2 separate regions of the Homo sapiens genome follow, and region 1 is linked to region 2. A link is a loop called in an ENCODE intact Hi-C map of the cell type or tissue named here. Cell type or tissue: mammary epithelial cell. All regions are shown on one strand. Links, peaks and the distances in the headings refer to the core of each region. The heading gives the core; the rest is flanking DNA.

Region 1 (2,933 bases), core at 108-2,607, 130 kb after region 2:
CACTTGAGCCCAGGAGTTCAAGACCAGGTTGGGCAACATGACAAAACCCCATCTCTTCAAAAAATACCAAAGTTAGCTGAGCGTGGTGAGGTGCACCTGTACTCCCAACTACTTAGGAGGCTGAAGTGGAAGAGTCATTTGAGCCTGGGAGGTTGAGGCTGCAGTGAGCTGAGATGACACCACTGTACTCCAGCCTGGGTGACAGAGTGAGGATCCTGTCTCAAAATGAAATGACATAAAATAAATGTCTGAGATTATGATTAGTTGTACCTTAACATTTCTTCAAGCACCTGCATTTTAAACTCTCATTGAGTATACCATTGAGAAAACAGTATTTTAATTTCTTGAGGATTTAGCACATCATCTAAACAATTTATTCAAGGTTGCTTTTTCCAGGTGTTTACATCATGGTGAAAAATAATAGCAGCAGTGAAAATACAAATACCACAAAGTTATAAAATATCCAAATACAGGCCTAAAAGACATTGCTTCTGGTATAGTTATAAGCTAAGCTGCAGAAGCATCTCTGAAAACTGTAACTGAAAAGTTATGAAGAAATTTAAGAAAAATAATGATCACTAGCACTCCTAGATGATGATTAACACACCTAGATTGCCAAGGGAGATTATTACCTACAAAATGATAAGATTTTTCATGTATACATACACACACAAACTGCTTGCAAAAAATACACTATTTGCAAAACAAAAGAAAAAAATGCGAAAGAATGTTTGTAATGGGTAGCTTTGATTTTGAAAGAAACAAAAAGCCTTTCCATGATTAACAAGATTACCTTAATCAAAATTAAAGAAATGACATAATGGTTAATTTATGGCTTGATTAAGGTATAGTAAGGGAGCAAACTATAGTAATATTTTGACAGAATATACTTGTAACGGAAATGGCTGCGCTTTAGTCAGGAGTAGACTGAGGTGGCCTTTTGGTGAAGTGTGACTCAGTGGGTTTGGAGCGCAGGCACACCACCCCCACATATTATGTAATCACTCCATGTAAGGCACATTAGGAAACCACTCACGCAAGCTCATACTCGGCTCAGAGCCACTATTGTCTGCAAAAGGTATAATTACCCTGCTGCCACTGTACCTATGGCTCACACCCAGGCTTGCACCCAGAGAGAGAATAAGCCATGTCAAAACTGCCTACGATTCCTCAAGTGTTTTTACAGTTACTCACCACTCACCCACTCACTCCCCTCAGACCTTAGCTTGGACTGGAACCTGACGCTTGGCATGATGATAATTTTCAAAAACAATTATCAAAACTATTGCATAATGGAGTCTTTCGATTTCTGATAAGTCCATAATATGTATGGCAATTAGTTCATTGTAGGCAAAAAAAAATTTAGGGCAAGAAAAACAACAATTATTTCAGAAACTCCTTCAGGAATAGGTGTATAGTAGAATTGATTGGATGAGATCTGTTCAACTGAATGAAGAGAATCAAATTATAGGAGTTAAATGAGTCAAGTTAAGAAATTTAGGAAAGTATATGCAGGTTAAAAAGTCCTTGAGGAAAAACAGAGCAAATAAGGAGAAAGAGGCAGGAGAGCTACAAAATAATTTACATTTTTGCTTCTACAAAATGAAATGGAATCTGACCAAATAGAACTAAAGTTTTAAGAGTGAGCTGCACATTCACCTCTCCTAGTAAACTTGGTAGTAGGTTCTTCATTTCATGGCAGTGATTTATAATGAGGGAAACTCTCAGGCAAATTGACTAACCCTTAATGATAGAACCTGGTTAAACCAGGCTCTTATTGGAGGAAAAACTCAGAAGTCTTCAGGGGCTTTCTGAATCAGATTAAAAGTGAGACCATTTAAATATGAGATCAAAAATAAGATTTATGGTATAATATAAAAGAGCTTAATTAAGTGTACATGCCGATGAGATTCCAGATACTGAGTGTGCTTATAATTGATGCCATTGATTTAGTCATGATCAGTACATTGAATTAAATACTCTAATTGCATATTATTTCACTGGTTCTTCTCTTAGACTTTGTTTCCTTAAGGAAACTTGTCCAGGGAAAAAAAAATGAGAGATCATTCTGTTGGTCACTATTGTAAACAGGTTTGGATTGTCATAATTACTCTTCCCAATATTTGCCAGGAAGAGGTGAGGGTAGCATAAAAAACACTAGGAAATCATCAGAAGAGAAAAAAAAATCCTTCTCAAAATCTAGTATCCTCTTTATTTTGTAAAACTTTTTTTTTTTTTTTTTTTGAGATAGAGTTTTGTTCATGTAGCCCAGGTTGGAGTGCAGTGGCACAATTTCAGCTCACTGCAACCTCAGCCTCCCGTGTTCAAGTGATTCTCCTGCCTCAAGCTTCCCAAGTAGCTGGGATTACAGGCATGCACCACCATGCCTGGCTAATTTTTGTATTTTTAGTAGAGATGGGATTTCACCATGTTGGCCACACTGGTCTGGAACTCCTGATCTCGGGTGATCCACCCACCTCGGCCTCCCAAAGTGCTGGAATTACAGACATCAGCCACCCTGTCTGGCCCTATTTTGTGAAGCTTCATACTGATGAAATTATTGATGCATCTTTATCACTGTGGTTGGCCGAATAATATCCTTCCTTGAAAGATGTCCACACACTAATCGCTTACACCTCTGACTATGTTATCTTATATGGCAAATTGGATTTTGCAGATGTAATTAGGGTCAAGGACTTTCAGATGGAGATATTATCCTGTGGGTGGCACACAGATTATATTGTGGCTATCAATCAACTTAATCACATGAGTCTTTAAAAACAGTCTTTCCCTGGCTGTGGTAAGAGAAAGAGATGTGATGATGAAAGCAGACTTGGAGGGATGTGACATTGCTGGCTTTGAATTTGGAGGAAGGGGCCATCAGCCAAGGAGTGTGTGCAGCCTCTAGGAGTTGGAAGAAGCAACCAAACAGG
Region 2 (2,933 bases), core at 201-2,700:
TCTATAGATATATATATATCTTCCTATATATATATCTTAAGATATATATATATCTTCCTATATATATATCTTAAGATATATATATATATCTTCCTATATATATATCTTAAGATATATATATATCTTCCTATATATATATCTTAAGATATATATATATCTTCCTATATATGTATCTTAAGATATATATATATCTTCCTATATATATATCTTAAGATATATATATATCTTCCTATATATATCTTAAGATATATATATATCTTCCTATATATATATCTTAAGATATATATATATATCTTCCTATATATATCTTAAGATATATATATATCTTCCTATATATATATCTTAAGATATATATTTTTCCTATATATATATCTCTTGAGATACTTCCTATATATATATCACATTTTCTTTATCTGATCCTGTTGATGAACACTAGTTTGATACTCTATTTTTGCTATTGTGAATAGTTATGCTTGACTAATTTTAGTATTTACTAATGACTTTTTAAATGTACTTTGACTTTAAATGTACTTTGTACTAATGACTTTTTAAGTACTGTTCCTTGATTTATTTATTGTTAAAATAGAACTTACAGATAAAAATCACCTAGGCATGTTATCTACTTCATAGGTTCGTCATAAGGGCTAAACACAACATAGGTAATGCACAAGCACATAACCTGGTACATCATGAGCATTCAATGAATGTTATCTATTGTTTTTAAAATTAGTTCCAACTTTATACAATAATTTCTCACAATAACTTTACAGCATTTTCCCTCTCATTTAATTTGAAATGACAGGATTACCTTCATGGAAGCCTTGTAAAACACTACTTATTTTACAATTCTTCATGACCTTCAATCCAGACATTTTTTTTTCCTTTGGATAAAATATTTCTTATTCTTAAATCTTTCCAGCTTTATATTCTAATGCCCTAGCATTTTTTAATCTCAAAGCTAATGTGAGTGGCAAGTTAGCCAAGTGGTACATTATAAAGATGGCATCAAATACTCTCCATATTCACAGAATTGGACTTTCCCATATTCACGAGGACTACAGGCCAGAGTTTAAGCTGGCTCCTGTTTCTCAGTCCTGAATTAGACCCACCTTGTACCATGATGACTGCTATTGCTTCCTGCAGATGGCTTTGAGCTGAAGGTTTCTTGACGCATAAGCGTTATCATGCTTTAAAACTATGTTTTAAGAGGAAAGTCTTTGGAATTTTATTAGGTTTAAAACTACAAACTTTTATGTGTTTAAAACTTGACATGGTTATTTGCAGCTATGTGACTCTGGGCAAGTTACACAACCTCTCAGAGTTCCTTTCTTCATTGGTAAAATGGAGAGGGCAAAGACAATGTTGTAGTGAGGAAGACATAATCCAGACTGAGTTAGATTGAAATGCAAATGAAATATTAGGAAGTAGATGAGGAAGTACAGACCACTATTTTAATCAATTAATTGAACAAAAGTATCAAAATGGACAAAATAGAAGAAAGTATGAAGCTGAATATGTTGGGAGTTTTTTGCATGTGTAATAGTGGTTTCTTTCTCTCACATGGCCAAGACTATGAGTATATGTATAATCTGCACACACGTAGCATTGTCCCCCCTTGTTGGCAGTTTTGCTTTCTGTGGTTTCAGTTACCTCACAGTCAACCTCAGTCTGAAAATATTAAATGCAAAATTCCAGAGTAAAGATTCGTAAGTTTTAAAGTGTGTGGTTTTTGAGTAGCATGATGAAATCTCTTGCCATCCCATTCTGCTCCCTTGGGGCATGAATCCTCCCTTTGCCAGTATACTCACGCTGTACACACTCCTGTCCATTTGTCACTTAAGAGTTGTCTAGGGAATCAGATCAACTGTCACACTATTGCAGTGCTTGTGTTCCAGAAACCCTTATTTTATTTAATAATGGCACAAAGTACAATAGTATTCATGCTGAGTATTTGGATATGCTCAAATGTAGCCAAAAAGTGATTCCTTTAAGTGAAAAGGTAAAAATTCTTGACTAAATAAGGAAAGGAAAAAATGTTTGCTGAAGTTGCTAAGATCTATGGTTAAAAACAAATCTCATATTCTTGAAATTGTCAAGAATGAAAAAGAAATTCATTTGAACTGTAAAAGTTACAGGCACAGTGAGTGATAAGTGCTTAGTTAAGATGGAAAAGGCCTTAAATTTTGGGATAGAAGGCATGAACAGAAACGTGTTGTAATTGATACAATCTGGCTCAGTACTATCTGATATTTCAGGCAACCACTGGGGGCCTTGCAGAATATATCCCGTGGATAAGGAGAGAATACTGCATGCATGAATGTACGTATAGTTAGAAGAGAGAAAATAAATAGAAAACAGAAAGTAGAAAATACAAAAGAGAAAGATTATACCTAGAGGGAAGAACAAATGGAATCAAGAGCAATAGTATAGGAATTAGTTCAGGGAGAAGAAATTCCTCTAGTGTAAGTATAGATAGACAGTCCTGAACTTTGAATGGTTCAATTCATAATTTTTCAATTTTACAGTGCTGCAAAAACTGTATGCATTCAGTAAAAGCCATACTTCAAGTATCCATACAACCATTCTGTTTTTCACTTCCAGTACAGTATTTAGTAAGTTACACGAGGTATTCAACACTTTATTATAAAATAAGCTTTGTGTTTTATGATTTTGCCAAATTGTAGGCTAATATAAGTGTTCTGAGCATGTTTAAGGTAAGCTAGGCAAAGCTATGATGTTCAGTAGATTAGGTGTATTAAATGCATTTTTGACTTACAATATTTTCAATTTAAAACAGGTTCATTGGAACATAACCTTATCATCAGTTGAGAAACATCTGTATTAGTTTGCGGGGACTACTGTAACAAATACCACAGACTGGGTGGTTTAAACAACAGAAATTTATCTTCTCTCAATTCTGGAGGCTGAGTTTG

Evidence for each region. Hi-C counts contacts between places; a loop is a spot of excess contacts. Peaks named below come from ENCODE experiments on the same cell type or tissue, not always from the same donor. Only the 100,000 strongest peaks of a DNase experiment are listed, where the experiment ranks them.
Region 1: a loop joins it to region 2, with 7 times the contacts of the local background. A loop is called at or near these places in 1 of 110 quality-filtered maps.

The regions. Positions count from the first base shown.
Region 1 is chr3:106,764,458-106,767,390 of GRCh38, forward strand. No RefSeq gene overlaps it. Among named protein-coding and RNA genes, the nearest start is that of LINC00882, 470 kb to the right of the region's middle. RefSeq lists an enhancer at 442-1,641. In mammary epithelial cell, for the core only: no CTCF peak of the experiment used is centred there; a DNase peak (open chromatin) is centred at 1,064; H3K27ac peaks cover 1,886 bases.
Region 2 is chr3:106,633,773-106,636,705 of GRCh38, forward strand. No RefSeq gene overlaps it. Among named protein-coding and RNA genes, the nearest start is that of LINC00882, 610 kb to the right of the region's middle. In mammary epithelial cell, for the core only: no CTCF peak of the experiment used is centred there; a DNase peak (open chromatin) is centred at 1,669; H3K27ac peaks cover 1,605 bases.